Linked DNA regions of Mus musculus: all the other regions are linked to region 1. A link is a loop called in an ENCODE intact Hi-C map of the cell type or tissue named here. Cell type or tissue: left cerebral cortex. All regions are shown on one strand.

The links. A loop is a pair of places that touch in the nucleus more often than their neighbours do. Peaks named below come from ENCODE experiments on the same cell type or tissue, not always from the same donor. Only the 100,000 strongest peaks of a DNase experiment are listed, where the experiment ranks them.
Region 2: a loop joins it to region 1, with 3 times the contacts of the local background. A loop is called at or near these places in 3 of 42 quality-filtered maps.
Region 3: a loop joins it to region 1, with 9 times the contacts of the local background. A loop is called at or near these places in 2 of 42 quality-filtered maps.

Annotation. Positions count from the first base shown.
Region 1 is chr17:69,074,042-69,082,041 of GRCm38, reverse strand. It overlaps a transcript of Epb41l3 not described here. Among named protein-coding and RNA genes, the nearest start is that of Epb41l3, 81 kb to the left of the region's middle. In left cerebral cortex, CTCF peaks have their summits at 4,435 and 6,267; DNase peaks (open chromatin) are centred at 2,688, 4,576, 5,569 and 6,363; H3K4me3 peaks cover 2,553 bases; H3K27ac peaks cover 1,150 bases.
Region 2 is chr17:68,878,031-68,886,030 of GRCm38, reverse strand. No RefSeq gene overlaps it. Among named protein-coding and RNA genes, the nearest start is that of Gm36392, 7.8 kb to the right of the region's middle. In left cerebral cortex, CTCF peaks have their summits at 2,361 (motif pointing left), 4,013 and 4,213 (motif pointing left); DNase peaks (open chromatin) are centred at 2,424, 3,993 and 4,146; H3K4me3 peaks cover 384 bases.
Region 3 is chr17:68,915,221-68,923,220 of GRCm38, reverse strand. No RefSeq gene overlaps it. Among named protein-coding and RNA genes, the nearest start is that of Gm36392, 45 kb to the right of the region's middle. In left cerebral cortex, a CTCF peak has its summit at 1,512 (motif pointing right); DNase peaks (open chromatin) are centred at 4,790 and 6,477; H3K27ac peaks cover 313 bases.

The sequences.
Region 1 (8,000 bases):
CCATAGAACATATTCTTATGCTCCTATTTCTCTTTTTATAACCACAGCATCTATTCTGCTTTTAAAAGCGCTATGGTGCTCACATGGCTATCCTCTCATCTGTACAATGAAGAGATTCTTCCTGCTTCTGAAAGCTTAAATTATCCATGTAATTAGACAAACGAGGTAGAGGATAGTTTTTGAAGTTTCTATATAATGGCTCCTGTCTATCAGGATTTGCTCATGGGGGCTGGATCCTTCTTCCGCCTTCTGACTCAACTTAAGTAGGGCACTTCGCGTCCCTCTTTTGTGACCACCTCTTCTAAAGTATCTCTGGACATCATTTACTCAAGGGGGAACTTATGAGGGACACTTATGATTAGGCACTGATTGGTGACATAGAACTTCAGCTCTCTAATCAATAAAGTACAGCAAGGAACAAAAGCACTGTTAAGGGCAGAGCCAAGGAAAGATGGGAGAAGTGAAACTTGTACTTTCTTGTAGATGGGAAACTTCACATGGGTGGCAGTGCTTGGATTTGATCTAGAAAACTGATAGGTGCTCAAAATGGACAAGATGGAATGAAGGAGACACAGTCATGAAAATGAAACAGGAAAGAAACACAGCAACGCATAGGGATTGCCTTAGGTCCAGGATGCTGGGGACAAGGCTAAGAAGTAGGAGGAGTTTGGAGGCAAGGAGCAGTATGGTCAGAACCGAGAGCCGATGTGATCTAGAGTGATATCGTTGCGGTCTAAGCAGGAGCAATGGAGTAGACAGAGGCCAATGGCCTTGGAACTGGGAGAACTGGGAGTAGCTGCCCTTGCCACCCAGCCCTGACATTCTGTCGTGTGTTCTTATCAGGGAGCAGAGCACGGAAAGGAAGCCTTGAAAGACGAAGACCAGTCTCTATCTCCGGTGACTAGGGACTTGGAGGTTTTGAGGTGGTTGTAGAGAGAATGCGATGTCTAGTCTTTGCTTAGATTGAGGTGGCGGTGGGACACCCAGATGGAACGTGCACTTGGAACCCAGAGGAGCAAGTGAGGCTACATTTATAACAGAAGTCAAATTGTTACAATCCAGAGCTGGAAGTCATTCACCCAGCCAAGAGCCTCTTCCTCTTCTGGAAGTCAGAGAACCTATTTCTGGGGAGCTACCCTGAAGGCCAAGGGCAAAGCTAGATGTGGCACTGTGTGTGTGTGTGTGTGTGTGTGTGTGTGTGTTACTGAGTTCTCCCAAAGCCTCTTTGTACACTCATTACAGATGGGGACTCTGAGGTCTTAGATACATAGAATGAACCCATGGCAGGAACGAGGAGTCCAAATTCCAGATCACTCTTTTTTTATTTTATTTTTTAAAAATAGAATTAGGCTTATTGACATACCTACCATACCTCAGACAGACAGGAAATAAATTCTCTGCCTCTCTGTCTGTCTATCTATCTATCTATCTATCTATCTATCTATCTATCTATCTATCATCTATTTATCTCTCTGTTTCCAGAACTCTCAGTGTGAAGGACTGGTAATCAACCCTTTGCCTGAATCCTACTTGCCTAAAATGCCCAGAGTGGTTCTCAGTCATGCTCAGTGCCATCTGACTGGATCACCATTGAATTTCACTGAGTTATCTGTTCCCTCCCTCCCTCCCTCCCTCCCTCCCTCCCTCCCTCCCTCCTTCCTTCCTTCCTTCCCTCCCTCCTCATGACACGGCATCCTAAGACAGGCTTTTTTCAACTCTATGTCTTCACTTCTTTGCACAGGACACTGTCCCTTGCATTAGCTGCAGGCTGTGACATATTTAGCTTTTCAGGACACATTCTGGACATGCATCTATCTTTCCTTTTATGTAACACCATCAAATCACTAAACTTCTCTGAATAAAATGTTCAGAGATTTTTATACAACCAGCCTTAAGCCAAAACAAATGCTTTCCTTTTCCTTGGTCACTAGGGTGACCTGGTGAGATGACAGGTCATAAACTCTGCCTCTTCACTATGTAGATTTTTCCATCTCAATTGTGAAGATTAGGTTCAGTGCCTTTCAAAATCTGTAGTCTCATTAGCTAGGATCTTTTCAATGAAGTCATATTTTCATCCATTTATTTGTCTATATTTAAAGTGACAGCTCATGACTGGGCATATCTACGGTGCAGAGTATGATATGTCAATGCATGCTTACAATAAGCAATTAGATAAAGCAGAGTAATCGACATATTCACCACCTCAAAGACTCATCATGTCTTTGTGTTGGGAGCATTCACAGTTGTCTCTTACTATTTTGAAACACACAACAGCTCATTTTTAACTGTGCTCATCCTACTGGGTCATAGAACTCTAGAAGGTGAGTCCCTGGGAGAACTGCATTTTTGTACCTGTTGACCAATCCTCCTTCCTCTCCTTCCTGACCACTCTGCTACTTTCTACTTCTGTAAGATCAATTCTTTTACTTCCACATCTGGGTGAGGTCATGACGTATTTGCAGAAGTCCCGTCTTTCCAATGGTGGTTCTGGCCTTGGTAAGCCATCTCTGAATCAGAGAACCCTTTATTCTCATTTGCTCCATCTCACACTTCTCTCCTAAGTGTCTCGGAGAGCTCTGGAGTTGCAAATTAATTCTTACAGAGATGTAGGGGATTATTATTCTCCTTGTAGATGAGGAAGTGGCTGTCTGGACTGGACTGTGACTCATCTCACTCTCTGGATCTTTTTTTTTAATGAACCATTCACAGCCAGCCTGCCCTCACTTTAAAAAAAATCCCACACAAATCACACCCTGCTTTTGTTGTTGATCTTTTTTTAAAAGTTTCTTTTTGCATTTTCAGAAAAAAAAATGTGTGCTATCGTGTAGCATATTGTAAAGAGAGTGAACTGTTTGGGGCTGGGCTAAAATGAAGAACCTATAGGTTTTATCTTGGAGAAACAGGGGAGTGGGGATTTTTGCATTAGTTACTTTTCTAATCTGTGGCTTAGCACTGTAACAAGGACCATTTATAGAAGAAAACTGTTTCGTTGGGATAACTGTTTCCAAGGGTCAGAGTCCATGATGGCAAGAGGAGCAGCTGAGAGCTCACATCTTAATCTGCAAGTAGACTGGGGCGCAGAGGGCCCCACTGGGAATGTCCCAGTCTTCTGACACCTCAAAGCTCCAACTCTAGTGACCAACCTCCTCCAACAAGCCACACCTCTTAGTCCTTCCCAAACACTTCTACCAATTGGGACCAAGCATTCAAACATATGAGCCTGTGGAGGCTATTCTCCATCAAACCAACACAGATGGCACTAGATTTTCCCAGAGATTAAGCAGCTACATCATCTGGGGTCCCTCCCCACCCATATGATGTCATTGCCTATGTGCCTTCTCGTTTGAATCAATTTCACCAATGCCAGATTTTTAAAATATCTGTAACTGGATAGTGCCTGGAAGTCCTCAAAAAATAATTGTTATCAAGAGTTTAAAATGATTTCAATAGTGATCAAATCTGGAGTTGATCCTAGAAATTACTACACGTCTTTCCAGGACAGTGGTTTTCATTCCGAGTATCAGTTCTCATGTGTTGCGTAGACACCCGATTGTATGTGGAAGAGCCCCACTTTTGACAGCTTGTGTCTCAGTGAAAGGAAAAGCACCGTCTTCTAGACGGATATGTCAAGGTATAAGTATAGCTTTTCTGCTTCTCAGCACAAAGAATGCCCATTCCCAAGTCCCCAGCAAAAGGACAGGTAGCCTGGTCTAATGGCTGTGTCGCTTAGGTCTGAACTGCACAGGAAGCAACTCAGAAATGCTTATGAACAGCAAGGTAAGGGAGAGACCTAAATCCCAGTCTGAGCTGAAATCTCTCCTATTTCAAATCTTACTCACCCGGCTCCCAACCTTCCCCGTTCTCCTAGACAGTAGTTTTCCAACCTGGCCTGTGCAAATTTTAACCTATTCTCTACTGTCATAAGAAATGCAGGGTAGGGGGCCCCCACATGGACCTGTGCTACTAGATTATAGAGTCTGTTTGTATTCAAATAGAATTTAGATTTAAATCGCAATCAGATCAGGGATTTACAGTCCTTTCTACTTTCATTCGTTTTGTGGATTTCAGTCCTCTTGCGGCCCAGTAGTAATCCAATGCACTTCAGAGAGAATTACCCGTGTGATCGACTAGCCCAGTGTCTGTGAGGCAGGGTGTATATTAAACACCAAGTGTGCTTAGGAGAGAGCCCAAGGCTGGATCCGACCTCTCCTCTGGGTTGGGTTGACCTTATTTCCCCTGGCAACCCTTGACCTGCCCTGTCTCGATTCAGCTACACGTGAGGTCATAGATGCCCATGCCCTTGAGTGTCTTTCGGGGGTTGCCCTTTGCTCCCAGGGAGAGTTCACCATGGGGACCCACACTTTCCCGGAAGAAGATCCAGGCCAGTGAAAACCCTGTCATCTTCCCTTCTGCAGAAGGAAAAGCAAAAACCACCAGAGGCGGCTCCAGTCAAATGCACCGCGCGGCTGCAGCTCTTAAAGCCGCAGGGGCAGCCACCAAGAGGTATAAACCTGGTTCTCAACTTTGCCTGAGACTCGGGTACCCCAGAACCAGACTCGGCCCTCAGACTGGTGTTTCTGCTCACAGATCCCAGCTCCAGGAGTCCCCCAGTCAACCCAGTGCAGCTCTGCCCGGGCACCTCCTGCAGCTGAGCATGCTAAGTGCTCGGCCCAAGCGCCCCTGGCTTTCCTGCTTTGAAGCAGGGTGCGCCCTAGGGAGTTCTGACCCTTGAACTCTGCCTTCCTGGTGACGCGACGCCCTCCTGGGAGCCAAGTCAACCCCCTTCTACCCCCAGCTGAGGTCCTGATAGCCCGATCCCCTGAAGATGAAATGCCTGGCCAGGAGAGCTCCCCTGCATTTTGAAAAACAGCCCAATTAGCCTCACGAAAGCCTGCACCCCTCATCGCGCAGTCTCCAACCATAACATTTTCATCCCTGGACAAGCTTAGATGGAGGGGACCGCTTCAAGAGCGAGAGGAGCATGAAGCCCCACGTTGCTGAGATACCCGTCAACTGGCTGGAGTATCTCATTGCAGTTGGCTGCAAAGGGCGGCGGACACACACTTGGGTGCGAGAGAAAACACACACACACACACACACACACACACACACACACACACACACACACACACACACGAAAGCAAGCATACCCTCTCATTCTGCCTCTTATCTCTGCCGTTCAGGGAGCCTGGAACTCGGAGGTCAAGTCCCTGACCACTCATGCTGGTCTGAAGTGCTGAGGTGGAAACGAAGGTTCTGGCCGTCAGCTCCAAGGCTAGCACCTTCTTATGAGGTTTCTCAATTCCACCCAAGATAGGCAAGATCTAAGCTCTAAAATTCCCTCTTTGGGCAAAAGGTTTGGGTATCAGGGAGGAGGGAACACGGAGGGTACTGGAAAGCGAGTCTTCGCAGAGAACTAGCCAGGCTCACAATCTGGAGGCGGGGGCCAGGGAGTCCGATCCCCAAGCGCCCCAACTCCTGCAAAGGCAGAGAGCAGAGTGACAGCAGCCACCACTGCGCGCGTTGGCACTGGCACGGAATCTCCAAATCCTCCGAATCCGCTGGCTAGGCAGCCAATGCCGAGGGGTGGAGGCGAGAGGGAGGAGGAGGAGTTGCCTGAGCAGAGAGGGATGACGTCCTCTAGAGCCTCTGGCTCCTAGGGACAGAGATTCGCGAGCTCCCCGGGTCCAGCGCACTAGGTCGCGGGGGAAAGCGATCTCTGGGGAGCCGCGCCCCACTGTCGCTGCGGCTTCAACGCGGCGAACTGGGGGCCGAGTCTGGCTAGAGTGCAAGCCCGCAGGCTATCCCCAGAACACCTTTCTGCTGGTCTCTCGACCCCGAGCGTTCGCTTCGTAGAACCTACGCATTCCAGAAGGGCGCTAGCAGGTAGCCTTCAGCCCAGCCATCATAGCCCCTTTCCGGCTTCTCAGGGATCGACCTCAGCCAAGGGCAGGAGCCCCGGCCACTGCCCATGGGGTAAAACCGGCGCACTGCACTGGCCCCTGCCGCAAGGAAAGAGGGGACACTCGGGTGGAAAGGTGCTCACCTGGATAGCAGAAGCCTTGCTCTAGATTCCTTTCCGAACCTGTTCCCAGCCCCCAGGCGCAACCTTCCTCGGAGAAAACAAAGTAGCGCAAGGGCACGCAGCCGGAGCGCTGCTCCTAGTCCCTGAACAGCGGCTGTTCCCTTCTGCTTTTTCCGGGTCTGAGCTCGGACTCAGCGGCGGGAAAGGGCTCACGGTGGCTGCAAGAGGTTGCCAGACCCGGGCTTCTCTTGCAGCGGTGGCGGCAGCGCCTCCAACTTGCCACCTGCAGCGCGCTTCGGGGCGCCTGCGACTACCCGTGCCGCTCAGCTTCAACTGACCCGCCCCCCGGGTGCGCTAGTTGGCTGTGCCCTGCTCCTGGGCGGACCCCATGTTCGGCTCCGCCCTACTTCGGCCTTGGAACAGGGAGCGCTCGCAAAGTCTTAATGCCAGGCTTCCTTGGGGCTTGCTAGCCAGCAGTCTTTGCAAGGAGGGATCCACATACCCAGACACACAAGTGCACACACAATTCTATGTTTGTAAAGACAATAGGAAGGAAAGGGTTTGTGAGTGATGCCCCTTCCCGTATTCAAGCGTTTGAACAAGTAAAGTGTTCTCTGACTGTGCCATTGCAGTTTTGCAATTTCTGGAAAGACTTAAAACCATTGTAGCAAGGAGTCAAGGGATGAGGCCTGAAATTGGTTTGGGGATGCCCTGTGTAAGTTTCACTCCCAAACAGAATAGTGCTGTTGTTGTTCTTCCTCCTCGGGGTCCCAGCACCTACCCTCATATTTGGCCTGAAGACAAATTATGTCAACTTCTTGCTTTTAAGATCCTGCCTTTGGCTTACAGGGTCCCAGCCTGCAAACCCATGCCCCATGTCAATGTGTTTACACAGCCTGTATTATATATGACTCCTTAGGCCTTTGTGGGTTAACAGTGGGTATATTATCTGCTGGGTTTTGGCTCTACATCTACCCTGGACACCTAACCCCCATGCACCTGCACAATCTGCCTAGGCCATTCAAGTACATCCCTCTTGCACTTTGCACTCTGCCTCTTAGCTGTTCCTGGAGTAGAGCTTAGAGCTTTTTGGAAAGCTGATTTGGTACAGCCTTCCCAGGGATAGTGTGTGTGTGTGTGTGTGTGTGTGTGTGTGTGTGTGTGTGTATGTATAAATGGCACAAATCTGAAGAACTATCCAATCAACCAGAAATGTCTGACTCTTGGGTGTCTCTGTGAGAATGTGCTACATTGCCAAGTGCCTATCAGTTTTGAAACATTTCAAAATTAACTGCCCAAATAGCACAGTTAATGGTCCATTAGGGAAATGTCTATGCCTGAGAGTGCAGGTGTAACATTGTTGAGTGTAACTAGAATGTGCACACATGAAATACTCTGTGCCTGGAAGTGATAGAAACGGTAATTAATGAACTCAGACACTAGGAGCTTAGTGGGGGGCTGCATTAGGGGAAATTGGTACCCCCTCATGTTGACTTCCTGTCAAATATTGGCTAATGCTACTTTGAAACAATGCTACTGTGTAACAATGATTCCCTAAATTTACAGTAAAGAGTTTGTTTCAACAGGCCCCAGTGAGTCCTCCCTGGGATCAAGAACACTCCCTTGCTACCCACAGTGAGTATTTACTGTCACCAGGCTGTAAAGCATTCACATGGAGATCTTTCAGCAACCTGGGTCTACTGTTCCTTTAGAGACTTGCACTTTGACCTGAATTGAGTAAGACAACCAACAGAATGAAGGTGTGGTTTGCAAACTGGAGTCCAGGTTTACTTAATCAACAGGGCAACATCTGATATAGCAGAAGATGAAGCAGGGTTCAGGTGGTTACACCGTCGTGCATTGCTATGCTGACACCCTGGACGGGTGCTAGGACATTTCTGCCGGATGCTTTGGAACTATCATGGATGTGATTGGTAGTTCTTGCTCAGGGGAACTTTTCTTTCTTTTCTGTAAC
Region 2 (8,000 bases), 200 kb after region 1:
GTTTAAGGCTATCCTGGGCTACATGCTACATCCAATGCATCTGAATGACAGAGCAAGTCACTGTCTCGAAAACAAAAAGAACAGGTATGTTGGGGTTGCCATTTGGCTTGAACTTCCCCCCACAGAAGAAGCCACACATGTTCTTTGAGGAGGGACCTCTAAAACACACAAAAGCCTAAGACCAGCCCTGATAACAAGAGCTTGGTCCTAGAGAAACCATGAATCTGAGAAGACGCTCTTTGGAGGGACCCTAGCCATCTGTGAACTTCTACCGACTCTAGTATCTTTCCTAGTAATACTTCTAGATTTCAATATTCTGGTTCAGAAACATATCTCTTTCTGTTATTCATTCACACATTCATTTATTCTATGTTTTAGAGACGTACGAAAATACCAAGCATCGGTAATCTCTGAGCTTTATCCTTCGTGAAGATTTCATGTGCATGCACGACATTTAATGAAATATCCACTGCACGTGCTTTTGTCTTTTTATAAGGTTCTTTGTGAACTGAGTCCTTGTATCTAGCTGAAGCATCCTCGGGTAGAACAGAAGAATCTCGCATCCATGTATCAGCCAGTCCATCGTCCTTGGATGAAATAGAATGGTAATCTTCCCATCTATAAGACATAGTGCAGGTTCACCAGGATCTGGAAGGATGCTGTGTTTGTCGTATGCTCTAAACTTCTGGTTGTAGCAGCATTCTCTGGTCCGTTGTCTGCCACTAGCACCAGAAAATACCTTAGAGTGATGTGAAAGTGAGAATGTGGTAGGAAGATGGAATGAGGGATGAAGAAATGTCTGGTGGACCCAGACAGCAGGGCTGCTGTTATACTATAAATATCAGATGAAGTGTTGATGTAACGTTTACTGCAGGATGACACGGGATTTGACTCTTCTGTGGCTCATGATTAAAGAACCAGGTCTCTGGCTTGGTTCTCTCCCTTTCTTTGCCCCCCACCCTACCCCAGACATTTGTTCATTGCTTTCACACGAGTGCTATTTCATTTATGCAATCAGTGTGTCAACAAGTCATCTACCAAAACATACAGAAACACCTAGAAACTGTCCCAAGATACATTAATGATCCATAATTGAGATCTTTGATTCTTGATGGGTGTTGCAGAGCCGGGACAAGTGAGCCTGGAGTCTGCCTCATTTTGGTTGAGGAGTGGGTCACACATCTCATCCTTCCCATCACTGAGGAAGTCACAGAGGAACTCAAGCAGTAGAGGCAGGGATGGCTCTTCTAAGAAAGTTGCTTGCTCACACCCAGGTGTCATTTTATACAGCCCAGGCCTACCTGCCCAGGGATTGTACAACAGTCCATAAAAACTTCCCATAGATAGGCCCGCATACCAGTCTGATGGAGAGAGTTTCTCAGTTGAATCTAGTTGATCAAAACTGATCAGCACTATTGACCCTTGTCAATTTGACAAAGACATCACTCTGAAAACCATACCTTTTCTTTGTTTTGCATCCCCTTGGGGTCATGTTAATATCACGATACAAAATACAGCACAACTTTTAAAACTTCATCATCCTTAAATCTTGTAACACTTGTTTAAAGGCTAATGTCTCTTTAAAATATCCAGTCTCTTAACTGTGGACAGCATTCCAAAAATATTATATATATGTGGCGAGGCCTGTTGAGGTTGTGTAAGAAAATAAATATGTCTTTAATGACTTTCATTTGTTGTAATTGCAGATAGCTAAATACAGGCAACTCAAAAGCAAATTGAGCTGCATGGAACAGAACTCAATCTATTGGCTTCTCTCTGTCTGTGTCTCTGTCTGTCTCTGTGTCTCTGTCTCTGTGTCTCTGTCTCTCTCTCTCTGTCTCTCTGTCTCTCTCTCTCTCTCTCTCTCTCTCTCTCTCTCTCTCTCTCTCTCTCTCTCTGCTGTGCCCTATTCAGTAATATAATTGTTTGTGAAACTTTTAAACTCAGTTGACTCCCCTGGAATTTATCCAAGTTGAAGGGTGTTTGGTGTGAGACTCATTATATCTTTTGGTCCTGGTCCAAGATTTATCAGTTTGGTTTATTCAATCAGGCAACACCAAGGATACTTGACAAGCCTTTGTTCAATGGTTAATGTTTTAAATGATAGCTGCTCGGAGAACCCACATTAACCTGCTTACTGTGTAGTAGTATTGTGTTAGTCTGCTTACTGCAGCAGCACTATGTGAGCAGTAAAAGTGATAAGAGTTTATTGGTTGAAAAAAATCTTAAGTTCAACTCTGGTGTGAATAGGGTTGAAAATTAAAATTGATTCAATATGACTAACGCTAGAGGGTCAACCTTTGGAAATGAGCAAGTCTGGGGTTAAATATAGATCTGAAATATTATCCTAGCTTTTAGATGCCATCTACTGGCTGTAATTACTATTCTGTACCAAAGGCCCTGGTTTTCCCACAGAGGGAGAATATTCACAGGGCCTGTGATTAAATTAAAATGCTGTTCCCTTGGCCTTTGTGTTTTGTGCAGATCGCTGCCTGGACAAGTGTCAGTGTACTTGAAAGTCAAGCTGCATTTGGAAAAAGTTATTGTGAGCATGAAATATTTATCTGAAGGTGAGACACATCTGATGGCTGTTGGTTTCTGACTCCCAGCTTCCTTTCAGACATAGAGCAGCATGTAGGCATCTGGATACAGTTCGCTGCTACTGTACCTGAATACATTTTTGCAAAAGCTGTCAGGTCACAGCTGTTCTCCATGTGGAATGTAGCAGTGAGAGAAATATACTGGCTCATGTGTGCAATTAGCACACCCAAACTCTACCTGCATTTCTGTATTTAAGGATGGTCAGCGATGGCATCTGTCAGGAAAGAACTTAACTGTGTAAACCGAACCCATGTGCTTCTTATCCAGAAATCCTTCCACTGGAACATGGAGGGCTCCGCTGTACTATAGGATGAATAATATAGGTGTTTTATGGGGGGGGGGGAGGATAATGTTTTGTTGCTATGGTGCCAAGCTGTCCTTCCACAAGCGTGTGTTGAAACCTTTACTCCCAGTGCAGCAGTGTAGAGAGGTGGGAACTAACCGGATGGCATTAAGCCTCAGGGTCTACCTTAGGTATATGCATATATACTACTTATTACTTACATAAGTGGTGGCTGTTTAAAAAGGAGGTTTATAAAATTTGCTTTTAGGTACTTTTGGAAACACCCTTTATGAAAAAAAAAAGTTCCATATAGAAGGAGGGTAGCTGTTAGCTTTTTGTAATTCAAAAAAAAAAAAAAAAAATCAAAGATTCAAGCCAGCATGAACCAAACTGTGAGTTTGAAGGATAGCTAATTGCTTACATGCTGTGTAATGGGATTAATTTGTTAAATTGTTGTTGTTGTTGTTTTTCCAGAATTGAAGTGTCATCTTGGTGTGGGGAAAGGACTAGGAGGAGAGGAGGAAGGGAAAACTGCCGTTGGGATGTAAGTAAACAAATAAATATATTAATTTTTTTAAAGTGTGTAAGTATAAATTGGGGGGGGGGGCTATCTGTAAGTCTCAATCCCCCTCTAGAAAAATCAATACCAATGTGGAGAATTGCCACGAAGATTATATGAGGCAATGTATGTAAAACAGCCAACATGGTGATTGTGTTCACAGAAGGGCTCAGTGCAGTGTCAATGTTAATGAGGGATTGAGTATGTCAGATCCATGATGCCATTCCCGCAGAGGGCTGCTTGGGAACTGCCATTGGCCAGGCCATGAGACTGAAGGCAAGCAGTGCCTCTGTAATTTCAGCTTTTCCTAGCTGGCCGTGGTTGCTGTTCTGTTAATCTGAAATTTCAGTATGTGCTGAACAGAGGAGACCTATGTGACCAGCTCCCCACAACTTTTTCCTATGAAGAGCCTTAGACTTTGTGAAGGGTTTCACTGGGCAGAAGCAGTGTTCTTGTTCATGGAGACCGGGATATGCTCAAGGGTGGCCTCTGGTGAGAGAGAAAGCAGAGGAACACTGAAAGACAGATCCTCTGGCTCCAGCCGCCGCCGCCATCATCTTCTGTGTTGTGCTGTGCCCTTTCCACGCGGCTGAACGCAATCAAAATCCTCAAACGCAGCAGCAACCTTAGGATCCCTCATCATACTCCACGTTTAGTGACGTTTATCATAATGTTCATTCAATGAGTAGTTCCCAAACGTGGCTGTTATCAGAACGTCCTAGGAAACGAGTCGCACAGGTATCCCTCCACCTGCTCCACCTAGCGGCGGCACAATTATAAAAGGGTCCTACTTTGAACTGTCAGCGCTCTCTTAAATGTTATTTGTTTCTTGTTTGTTTTTCTGTGTGCCTGACTGTGCCCCGTGGGTTGGGAGGTCAGAGGACAATGCTCAGGAACCAGTTCTCTGCCACTTTGTGGGAGTCCAGGTGGGAACTCAGGCTGGAAGGGGTAGCTTACAAGTGCCTGGACCAGCTGAGCCCTCTCTGCAGCCCAGATCTCGGTGTTCTTTAGTTCTGACATTTCTAGTTGATTCATTTAAAACGTTTTTACTATGTTTAGATTTATCAGTTACTATGTATCTATTAATCAGTTAATATGCCTTTCTGGAAGTTCTCTTTCAAGTCATATTGCCTCATTTTTTTTCTTCTTCTTCTTCTCCTCTGGATCCCTTGGGATCCTTTTAACACTATAGTTTTAGATTTACAGAAAACTTGCAAGAACAACATGGAAAGATCTGCCCATGCTTGTTCTGATTCCTGTTAACATCTAGCCTGACCCTTGGACAGTGACCAGAAGGAGGGGTGAATACCTCCATGTTCCTAGTCACCAAACAATAGCTGTTTGTCTGCACTTAAGATTTTCCCAGCTTTTTGTTGTCTTTGTTCCAGGATCCAATCTAAGATCCCATCTTGTGTTTAGTTGTCTTGTCTCTGTCTCCAGTGCATAGCAGAACCTTGGTAGTTTCCTGTTTCTCCAGACTTCTATTGAGTGCTGTTGTTTTGTTTTGTTCTGTTTTGTTTTGTTTGTTTGTTTGTTTGTTTGTTTTTGGTAGATTATCTCTTGAGTTTGGCTTTGTCTGCTGTTTTCTTGTGAAGAGATTTGGGTAATACATTACCAACAGACACTACAGAAGTATAGTAATGGGGCCTATAATGGGGTGGCCCTTCATGTTATTGGCATTAGTCTTGGTTACTTATTGGTGACTTCTGAAGCTCTCCACTCTCAAGCTACACAATTTTCTTTGAAGTTAATTATTTTCCTGAGGAGATCTGCTGGGAGTCTGAAGATGCCCAGCTTTAAGATTTTAAGATATGCGGTTGGGTCTCTTCTGTGATAGTCTAAAGGACAATTTTCTATCTGCTCTTACTCCTTTTACATTTAATTTTAACCCCCACTGAATACTAATACTTGCTTTTAAACATTTGGATTCTTACTCTGGTATTTACAATTTCAGCCAAACACTCTAGGATTCCTTCTGGATGTCAGCTTTCCCCAATGTGTGACTCTGTCCTCTGAGTGTATGAAGCCGGACATTCATAACCCATGGTGTATGTTTCTTACCTGGCCACCTACAGTAGGTACAAAGTAGCTTCCGGATTGGTAACCCAGATTCCCATGAGGCACAGCTTTACTGCCCAGAGGTCAGTTACTTGTTAATCTCCCCTCAGCTCTGTCAGAATGAGGTGAACAACCCTGTCTGACCATCACCCTAGTGTCTAGGTCACCCACATTTGCTACTGGCGACCCTTCTCTTATTTGGAGCCTAGGCCATATTTCCCTGCCACGTTTCATGGTTTCTATTCGAAAAGAATGCTTGAAGTGGAAGCTAGTGACATTTACTTCATAAATGTTGTGCCTTTCTGATTCCCAGGCTCCCAGCTGGGAAAGGAACTTCTGTAGTCTGACTTGCAGTTGTGATAGTTGTCAAACCTTTCTGGCAACTTTAGTAGGACTCAGCTAGCCAGTAAGTTGACGTGTTCTAAGTCAACCTCAGTGTTGTGTGACATTCCTGGGGAGATATGAGCAAACATGTAGCTACACCAAGTGGGGAAACAAATGATGGATGAAAATAAGGACACCGCCAAAGACCAACTTGGTCAGTGTTTTATTGGGGCTACTTGCAGGGATACTGGTGAAGAGGTACTTACAGAAGCTGAGGTGACTCAACACACTCTCAGTAAGCTGACCCATCCTGCATGTGTGATGACCCATGAAAGACAGAGACCCGGAGCTCATAATACAACCTGTAGAAAGCTGAGCAGGTTGGAGAGACTCAGGCAGCTCAAGTGATCTGAGCCTCCTCCAAGAAGTTCTCTCATCTTTGTCTCTTCAAGGGAGCACACCTGGTCTGGGAGAGTCTCCCAGCAGTCCTTTCTGCTTATATAGGCATGAAAGGTGGAGCCTAGTGACGCTAATCAGTTTTAGGGACTTCCTGAAGTCTTTACGTGTTTGCTCTCTGAGATTAAAGAGCATCCTTGCTAAGGTATGCTTCTTTTCTCTGTGCACCTTAGTAAGTTTCCCTTCAAATGGGATGTTTTATCGTGGAGGAAATTGCTAGACAACACTCGGACCATGCTCTTCTGCATAGCCAGGGACATAAACAGTTGTGAATCAAAGGACAGTCTTTCTCTTGACATTTGAACCAACCTCTTTCTGAATCAGGAGACTTTTTAGCCCAGCCTCAGCTGTTCTGGTTCTTTGAAAGTTTGCCTTCCATCCTGCCCTCTACTACCTTGTAAGTTAAAAAAAGCTTCAGGGGCTTCAGGGAGATTTTAGGCTCTAAGTCTCATTAGGAGGGCAACACCCTGGTTGTGGGAAGCACTTCATGCTCTTGGGCATGTATCAAAGCTTTTGACATAGTGTATAATAGAAGAAATACTGGCCTCCCCCAAATATTCACCTTGTAATCTTTATAAGGTGTCAGTTTATTGTTTTATTCAGAAAAGGGAAATTTAGGTTGTTTATGGAAATAAATTAGTATTTAGGCTTTTCCACAAGGACAGAAACAGCAGTACAAATAAAATGATACATGATTTAGGTAGATGATAGATAGATAGATAGATAGATAGATGATAGATAGATAGATAGATAGATAGATAATAGGTAGGTGATAGATACATAGGTAATTCATAGATAAATAGATATATAAAGATAAATAGATACATAGAGAGAGGAGATACATAGAAGATGATATAGATAGATGATAGATGATGATACATGGATGGATAGGTAGATAATTGATATGATAAAGAGATAAGGGGGCCTTATTTAAAGAATTAGAAGACTTCAGAAAATTATATATGTGTGTGCTATATAAAATAATCTCTCTCTCTCTCTCTCTCTCTCTCTCTCTCTCTCTCTACACACACACACACACACACACACACACACACACACACACATATATATGAAATTCTCAATTTTTTAAAAGGAAAAATTCTTGAGTGATGTCTAACTTCCTTTCTAGCATTTTTTTACTTCTACCTCAGTGCATGTTAGTTTTCTGTTGTTATAAGAAAATTATGAGGCTGAGAAATAAATAAGGTAAAGAGGTTTTTTGAAAGCTCAAAAGCATGGCGATCTTGCCTGTGTCCCAAGGCCCATGGCATTACAACAGCTGTGCTTAAGAAACAAGAGAGAATTTGGTAAGGCAGGACCAGACTCTGAGGAGTGTCTGGCTTGCTCTTTTATAGAAGTTCTCTCATGAGAATTAACCAGGGCCCCAACAGAACTGCCCGAATCTTTGCTGATGCGTGCAACTTCCTAATGATCTTTTATCATGACTTATCTTCTAGTAGGCCCTACCGTATCTTAAGACCAACATACTGGGGAACCAGGAATCCAGCGTAGGAATAGTTGGTGGACACATTAAAACAGTATCCAATCCAAATCTTCAGATCTCCCTATTGAGATACTTAATGAAGTGGGCATGACACTGCCACTCTTAACCCGTTAACCCTGTGATAACAAGATTCTAGCCATTCTAGAGTTTCTCAGACCCTACTGCTGTTCCCAAAACAGGACTGGCTTACAAGTAATAGATCATTTAATCCTTAC
Region 3 (8,000 bases), 160 kb after region 1:
TGAACAGAGCAGCTGACCCCTGTTGTTGAGTTAGGGAAGGTTGAAAGAAGCTGAGGAGAGGGGCGATCCTGTAGGAGGACCAGCAGTCTCAATTAATCTGGACCCCTGAGATCTCTCAAACACTGGACTACCAAATAGGCAGCATACACCAGCTGATATGAGGCCCCCAACACACATACAGTAGAGTACTTCCGTGTCTGTGTTCATTCAGAGATGATACACCTAACTCTCAAGAGACTGGAGGCCCCAGGGAGTTTAGAGGTCAGGTGAGGTTGGGGGTGGGGGCATCCATGTGGAGATGGGATGGGTTGGGGAAGAGGTGTGGGATGTGGAGCATGGAGCAGTCGGAGGATGGATATGGGGGGGTGGGGGGCAGGGAATGGAATATGGAGTGTAAAAAATAAATTAAAAAAAAAGAAAAAAAAGAGTCAAGAGAGGATTCATGGGTACTGTTCTTAGTAAAACTTTCTGAGTATGATTTCAAACTGGTCTTGAATAGAGATTACTCGCCACTATGATGCATTTTTGCCAACACTAAGAGATGTTTGGGGAACATACATGGGCTGGACCTAGGCCTCTCCGCACATATGAAACAGATGTGCAGCTTCATCTTCATGTGGGTCCAGAAGAACTGAAGTGGAGACTATTCCAAAAGCCGTTGCCTATACATGGGATATGTTCTTCTAGCTGGGCTACATTTGTCTGGCCTCAGTGGGAGAAGAAGCACCAAGCTTCATGGAGACTTGATATGCCAGGGTGGGGGAATACTCAGAGGGCCCCCTCCTACTCAGAGGAGCAGGGAAGGAGGTAAAGGGGAAGGATTGTGAGAGGGGTGACTGGGAGGGGGACAGTGAGCAGGATGTAAAGTGAATAAGTAGAAAATAAATAAATAAAAAAATAAAACAAAACAAACCAGAAAGAGATACTTGGGGAAGAATAAATAAGAATATTCTGACTTAAATAGCATAAATAAGTTTTACATTTCATACTTGAAAGTGTCTTATGTGTCTTTTATTATCTTCTATACCACTTCTTGTTTTCTGACCAATTGTGTTATGTCCTGCACCAGTTCTGATACTGCTGTACAGCCTAAAATCAAAGCTACTGCTTTCTTAAACTAATGATGTTTGATTCCCTGTCTCTTAGATTTCTGATCTGACAGACTTATTTAGCTCTTCAACTCCGAAGCCATTCTTGCTGATTGTTGCAAATCACCATTCAGGAAGTTGTGTTTTATCTGTGTTAACAATACATAGAAGGTTTCTTCACAATCTAGCGTTTCTTCAGACTGATGGCTTTTATAACAAAAGGGGGGAGAGTATGACAGACACTACCCCAAGCAGACAGAAATATTCCTCTCCTAAGGACATGTGACAGCAGGGGAATATAATGCTCTCTGAACAACGGATTTCAATGGAAAATTTAGAGTTTATTTTATATTATTTTAGTTATGTGTGTGTGTGTGTCTGTGCTTCTTCAAGTTATGCATGCAATAACTTGAAGAGGCCAGAAGAGGGCGTTGATTTCCTGAAAATGGAATTGCAGGTGGTCGTAAATCACCATTCAGTGCTGAGAGCCAAACACTGGTCCTCAGAAGAAGCTGCCGGAGATCTTAAGCAATGGTGAATCCCTCCAGACCCTAGAAGCCCTCATTTTAAATCAAGATAACATAGTAAGCACAATACTTTAGCTATGATCTCTGAATAAATCTCATCAACTCTGTTTTTTTTAAAAAACCTTTATAGAGTTGTTCAGATAGAGGTTATATTCCATGGCATGTAGGAGCTAATGGAACCTCATCAAACTACCCAGAAATTAATGTCATTAATGCTTAAAAGAGATTATTAAGCTATGACATACATGGGGACCTTTGGGCAACAGTATCCCCTTGTGTTATTGTTATAAGTGATTGCCATCCAATAACTATTGTGTTATTTAAAATGAAGAGACGATCAGTTCTACTTCATTGAAATTCTATATTGCTAATATTAGCCTCGATGATTTCTTTCTTAGCGGGGAGGTTATTTAAGGGAAAAGTATATCCAGGGTGCGATTTTTTTAATCTGAATTTTTTTTATTAGGTATTTTCCTCGTTTACATTTTCAATGCTATCCCAAAAGTCCACCATACCCACCCCCCCAACCCCTACCCACCCACTCCCCCTTTTTGGCCCTGGGGTTCCCCTGTACTGGGGTATATAAAGTTTGCAAGTCCAATGGGCCTAGGGTGCGATTTTTATAGTTTGCATCAATGTGTTCTCCTTTGTCACACTTGCTCACGCCATTTCTTCTAAAGGTGTCATGTTATATACAATTTAGAACCTTAATTCCCAATTATAAGAGGAGACAATGCCACAGAAACAAGAGGACTTTGAGTAGGCTTTGAATTGTAATTATACTGGCAGGCAAATATATTTCTTATTGCCTGTAATAACTTCATGACTTTTTATTTGATTGTAATATTTTGCTGGCTGAAGGATCTAAACATAAATGCTTGTCTGGTTCAGAAAATGATGTCTGAAGAAGAAACAGAGTGATGTTGTTATGAGAATGGGTAGAGAGTTTCTTCCAGTTTTACTAAGTCACTGTGCATGTAAGAGGCTTGTTCTCCGCTGTGTTCTCATCCTTACCCACCATCATTCACTAAAAACACCCCATCCAATTTTCTAGAATGATGCCCAGATGTTTCTGAATGTAAAAGGGGCATCCCTTCCCCCCAAGTAAGACTGTTAGATGTAGGGACTGAGATGAGTGCAGAATATTGAAAGATACATGTTTTGATGAAGAGTGTTAAAGATGCTTATGCACAGGACTGTGAACATACCTACCATGATTCTGTTTCATGGTCTTGAATCAGTCTTGAGCAAGGCAGCATTTGGTAATCTGTACACGTTGACTTGGACACTCCTCTCCATTTATAGCACCATAGCCTGGCAATGAAATGTCTTTACTCACATTTTAGAAGCGTCAGGAAGAGCCAGATTAGGAATATTTAATTATTAATAACAATAGCTTATCAACACTGCTTTCTAAAGTCCATCCTGTTCCCTGTTCTCTTCCATTTCTGGCCTGAAACACAAGAATCAAATATTGTTCTTCCCTTCCGCTAGCAAATGACATTTTTTTTTTTTTAGATATCATTGCTCAGTGACTTTTAACATATGTGGCATAATCCAAAAGAAAATAGTCAATAAGCCTTCTTAGACCCTCGAAATCCCCAGACCAAATAGTCTGGAATCAAAGTAACTCAGGCTAAATCAGATGAAAAGGTCAAAGACCAACTATGTAATCATCAGAGACCGGCAGATGTGAGAGATAGAACATGGCTCAGGACTGGCCCCCTCTGAGCACTGGTCTCTTTCCCAGGATGGGGTCTGAGATCTGGAATTTGAATATACATTAATTGTGAAGTGATTAATGGGTGGTGACAGCTTAGGCTCTTCTCTTTCTTACAAGTGTTCAGTCTGAAACCATTGGACACCAGGTCAGAGTTTGGGGGAGGACTAATAAGGAACCATTCAGTAGCACTACAAGACACAGTTGCCCGTTTGCTTGTGCTATTACACAGTGATTCAGGTGGCGTTGTGAGAAGCCATTTACTCCACCTCACTACAGCCGAGTGGCCTGACCTTGATGATGGTGGGTAAGAATGAGAACTGAGAAAAGACTAATTTTACGAATGATTCCAGGTTGCAGTTCTAGTCCTCCACCAGTTCATCTCTTTTTGCTGTTCTCAAAATTCTTTAATGTTTCCTGGCAAGTGACTAGAAATTTAAATATGACCACTTACCCTTAGGTTGTTTAAGAAAAACTTCTAGGGATAGATAGCGGTCAGCACTGTGTTTCCACAAAACCTCCAGGTTTTCTAACTTATACCAGTGTGTAAGCATGACCTTACCATAAACACTGGTACTCAAAACTTCAACACACATGAAGATACAAAACTATTTCTTAGACAAAGATTCTAATAACTTGCCATACAGGCTTAGTGTTTAAATAAATTGTTTGCTTTCTAATTGTTTGGGAAATGCCTCCACTCAGAGAGGTCATATGTGTGTATCTATATCTATATATATCTATATATATATACATACATACATACATACATACATACATATATATCAGAGTACATTTTTGCTAAATTTATCCTTCTACATTGTTTTATGTGATTGCAAAAGGAATTGTCTTCTTAATTTAACTTTCAGTTGTTCATTTCAGGTACATATTATGATGCAAAAATACTACAAATGACTTTGGGCGCATTACTCCTACATCTGCTACCGTGCTGAGCTCACACAATATTTCTGGATATCTTTTGGTGGATTCCTCAGACTTTTCTATACATAAGGTCATATCATCTGACAATAGAGGTCAGATTACCTTTTCCTTTCCAGTTGTATTCATTCAGTCCACGAGCTTCTTGTCAATTACGTTTCTCGGCTGCATCCACTACTCTCAAGAGCATCCTTAGGTCTGAGCTTCTCCACATTCTGTTCCAAATTAAATAAGTCCCTTTGGGTAGAGTGTTGAGCCTTTGGGTAGAGTGCTGAGAAGCTTCTTTGAGCAATATCCTTCTTTTGGGAGGCATTCACCTTTGCTTCGAACAAGAGAAGCAGGTCCTCTCAGCCTCAACCTAATGACCTAGGTGAAACGCCATCTTCCAAGCCAGGGAAGAACAAAGTTTCAGGATTTCCTCAAAGCCATGTCCAAGGCATAGCCCACATCCTTCAGGAGGCGGCTATCCAGGAAAGCTGTATAAACTTAACACTCGTTCCCACTCATCCAGAATATAGCTTGAACAGCAGGTATGTGGGGTGGCCGAGAAATCCCTAAGGCATGCTCCTCCTGAAAAGGAAACCTCTGGTTCTAGCTCCAGGAAGAAGGACCCATGTTCATGGCTGCAGCAGTTCAGAGTGGAGTGGATGCTCTATCTAGTACTGGTAAGAGGCCAGAGGAAGTGGTCCTGGTTCATAAGGCATTTGAGATGAGTCCATGACGTTCTTCATCTTGTTTTGGCAGAGACTGGGATTCTGGTATCTGTCAATTAATGGGTAGTATAACATACTTGCTTTGTATCATTGGTAACTACTGCAATAGACTTTGATGGCCATGGTATTTACATACATTTCTCTCATATTTCATTTGATATTTGCCGAGGAAGAATTCCACACCTCATGCTGGAAGGGGAAAGGAAAGGTAAATATGGATAATTTTACCCGTTGAAGAGTACCCAGCTGCTAGAAATGTAGAGGAGCTCATAACTCAATACAGAAATGAGAGAAGCATTTGAACAAGTTGTTTGAATCGTAATCCCAAAGCATGCAATGCCTTTTATTGGGTCATTGGGGGAATGCATCAATATGAGGGAAACGGAATTGCTATTTGAACATCCAAAGTATATTTCGCCCCACTAATGTCTGATTTGATTTTGTAGCTTTCCAATGATGTTTCATACTACTAATAACTTAGGGAGCAGGAATTACAGACGACTCAGTGTTTCTCACAAGTCACATACTTCTAATTTAATAATATGGGCATCTCTATTTGTGTTAGTCGGTTTTGCATCACTATTATGAATACCTGAGGTATGATCAACATAAAGAGAGGCAAAGATTACATGAGCGTGATTTCTAGATTTAGAAAACACAGTCTTATTTCTTTAGGGCCTGAGATGAAGAGGTCTATTATGGATAAAGATGGTGAGAACATAAAGTTGTTCCCCGCCCCCCAGGGTATGGTACAAGAAAAGAAAGGGACTCAAATCCCACACGTTTTGTCAATCACCCTCTTTTAAGGGTCACTCTCAAAGGCTAGAAGACTCCCATTAAGCTTCACATCATAAAGGTTTGCTTCTTTCCAACAGGCACACAGAGATCCAGGCTCTAAAACACAAGCCTCTTCGGATATTTAAAATCCTTATTAGAATGATTTTTTGAAGCAATATTGGAAGTCCAATTTTTTTTGTTAATGGAAATGAGTTAAGATTTGGTAACTCCTTACAATGACTGCTAGATGAGGCTATCACTTTTGGAGAAGACAGCATTTCTATGAGTTAAAATAAGGATTCTAGAACCAGTCATACAGTGTTGTAAGGACAGCAGATAAATGGGGGAGGATTTACACTAAGAAGAAAGTACCAACCAAGGAATGAGACCCAAGCACCAGGGAAATGGTTAGTTATTTTGGATTGTCAGAACTATTTGGAAAAGATCAGGTGCCCTTATGAAGAAGAAACCAGAAAGCAGCTGTGTCAATGGAAGGAGGAGGAGGAAGAGGAGGAGTAGTCAACAACTAATGTGGGCCCAAAGTAAGGACATTGTCACTGTGACATAAATAAAGAGGGAAACTCTGCAAAATTTGAGAGGAAGTGACAGATGAGGAAATCACTCCAGGAAAGCTATCTATCTTTGCAGAAAGTACTGAATCACAAAGACTTGTGAGGTAGCATCAGCAAGCTAGATGAAACAAAAAGTCACAGCACCAGATGGCAAAAGACACCAAAATAGCAGCAAGAGAAACAGTACCAGAGCTAAGGAGGCCCCAGCACTACCTGCCAGGAGAGCCCAGGAGGCCCCAGCGCTACCCGCTAGGAGTTTGGCTTCATTCAACTTAAGGAGAAAGGACTAGAATAAAGGCTGTGGCTGGTATAGTCAAGCCAAAGGGATGACCCAAGAAAAAGCCAATTCAGAAGGCCCATCATTGAGTCATTACCATGGAAAAGTGGATCATTCCAAAGCAAGAGTTCCAAGAGAAGTTAAGCACAGAATTCATTTCCAATGAAAGGGAATGGAAAAGGCATCAAGGTTGTGGGAAGAGGACAAAAATCCAGAAGAAGTTGCCTGGGCACCATCAGCTTCTATGGAAGACAATATAGCAGGTAAGAAAATGAAAACCAGGAGAAGATAGTTTTGTCCAAACTGAATCACAACATAATCTGGAGATTGCATTAAAGGCTAACTTCCAGACCTGTTGCTGGGTCACATGAAGAGCATAGTCCTTTTCAGAGTTGAGTAAGGATTGTTGCTGATGATTTTGGGTTCATAAGGACCAAAAGTGTGACTCCTTTTTGGGTTCTGTGGCCAAAGGGCTACTGCCAGGCTAAGAGCATTTGAGTATCCTAATTTTGAGTATAGTTTTGAGCAAAACTGTTTACGATAGGTGAAACTTCTGCAGCCACCGGAAAAGAAAGAGGACTATTGTCCAAGAGTTAGTTAGAAAAAGACAGAACCCTTGAGAACAGTTGAAGATGTCAAGGGATCAATCAAAGCCCGGTGGGTCCACAGGAATATTACCCAAAGGCAGAGGAGCAAAGCCAATGCAAGGTACACAAAATGGCATCCTAGGAAGAAGGAAAAGGAAAGGTCCAGCAGAACTCCTCAGCAGACTGATGATGATGGCTGTACCAATTGGGGGAAGATTTGGCATATTGAAGTCCAGAGGGATGCCATTAGCAGGCAGCAGCATGAGGAAGGAAGAAAAATGAATGACCAAGAAAACTGAAACAGGAGAGTTCTTGTCCTGGCTGGTTTTGTGTCTCAACTTGACACAGAGGAAGGAGCCTCCTTTGAGGAAATGCCTCTATGAGACCCAGATGTAAGGTATCTTCTCAATTAGTGATCAAGTGGGGAGGACCCGTTGTGGGTGGTGCCATCCCTGGGCTGGAAGTCCTGGGTTCTATAAGAAAGCAAACTGAGCAAGCCCGGGAAAGCAAGCCAGTAAGTAACATCCCTCCATGGCCTCTGCATCAGCTCTTGCTTTCGGGTCTGCTTAAGGTCCAGTCCTGACTTCCTTTAGTGATGAACAGCAATGTGGAAGTGTAAGCTGAATAAACCCTTTCCTCCCCAACTTGTTTCTTGGCCATGAGGTTTGTACAGGAATAGAAACCCTGAGTAAGGCAGTCTTCAATTATTGTGAAACTATTCTAATGATTGGTGGTCAGGCAATGTTTTGAATCTACAGGGTAGGGGGTGGGGTGGGGGATTCTTGGGAAATCAAAGAGAA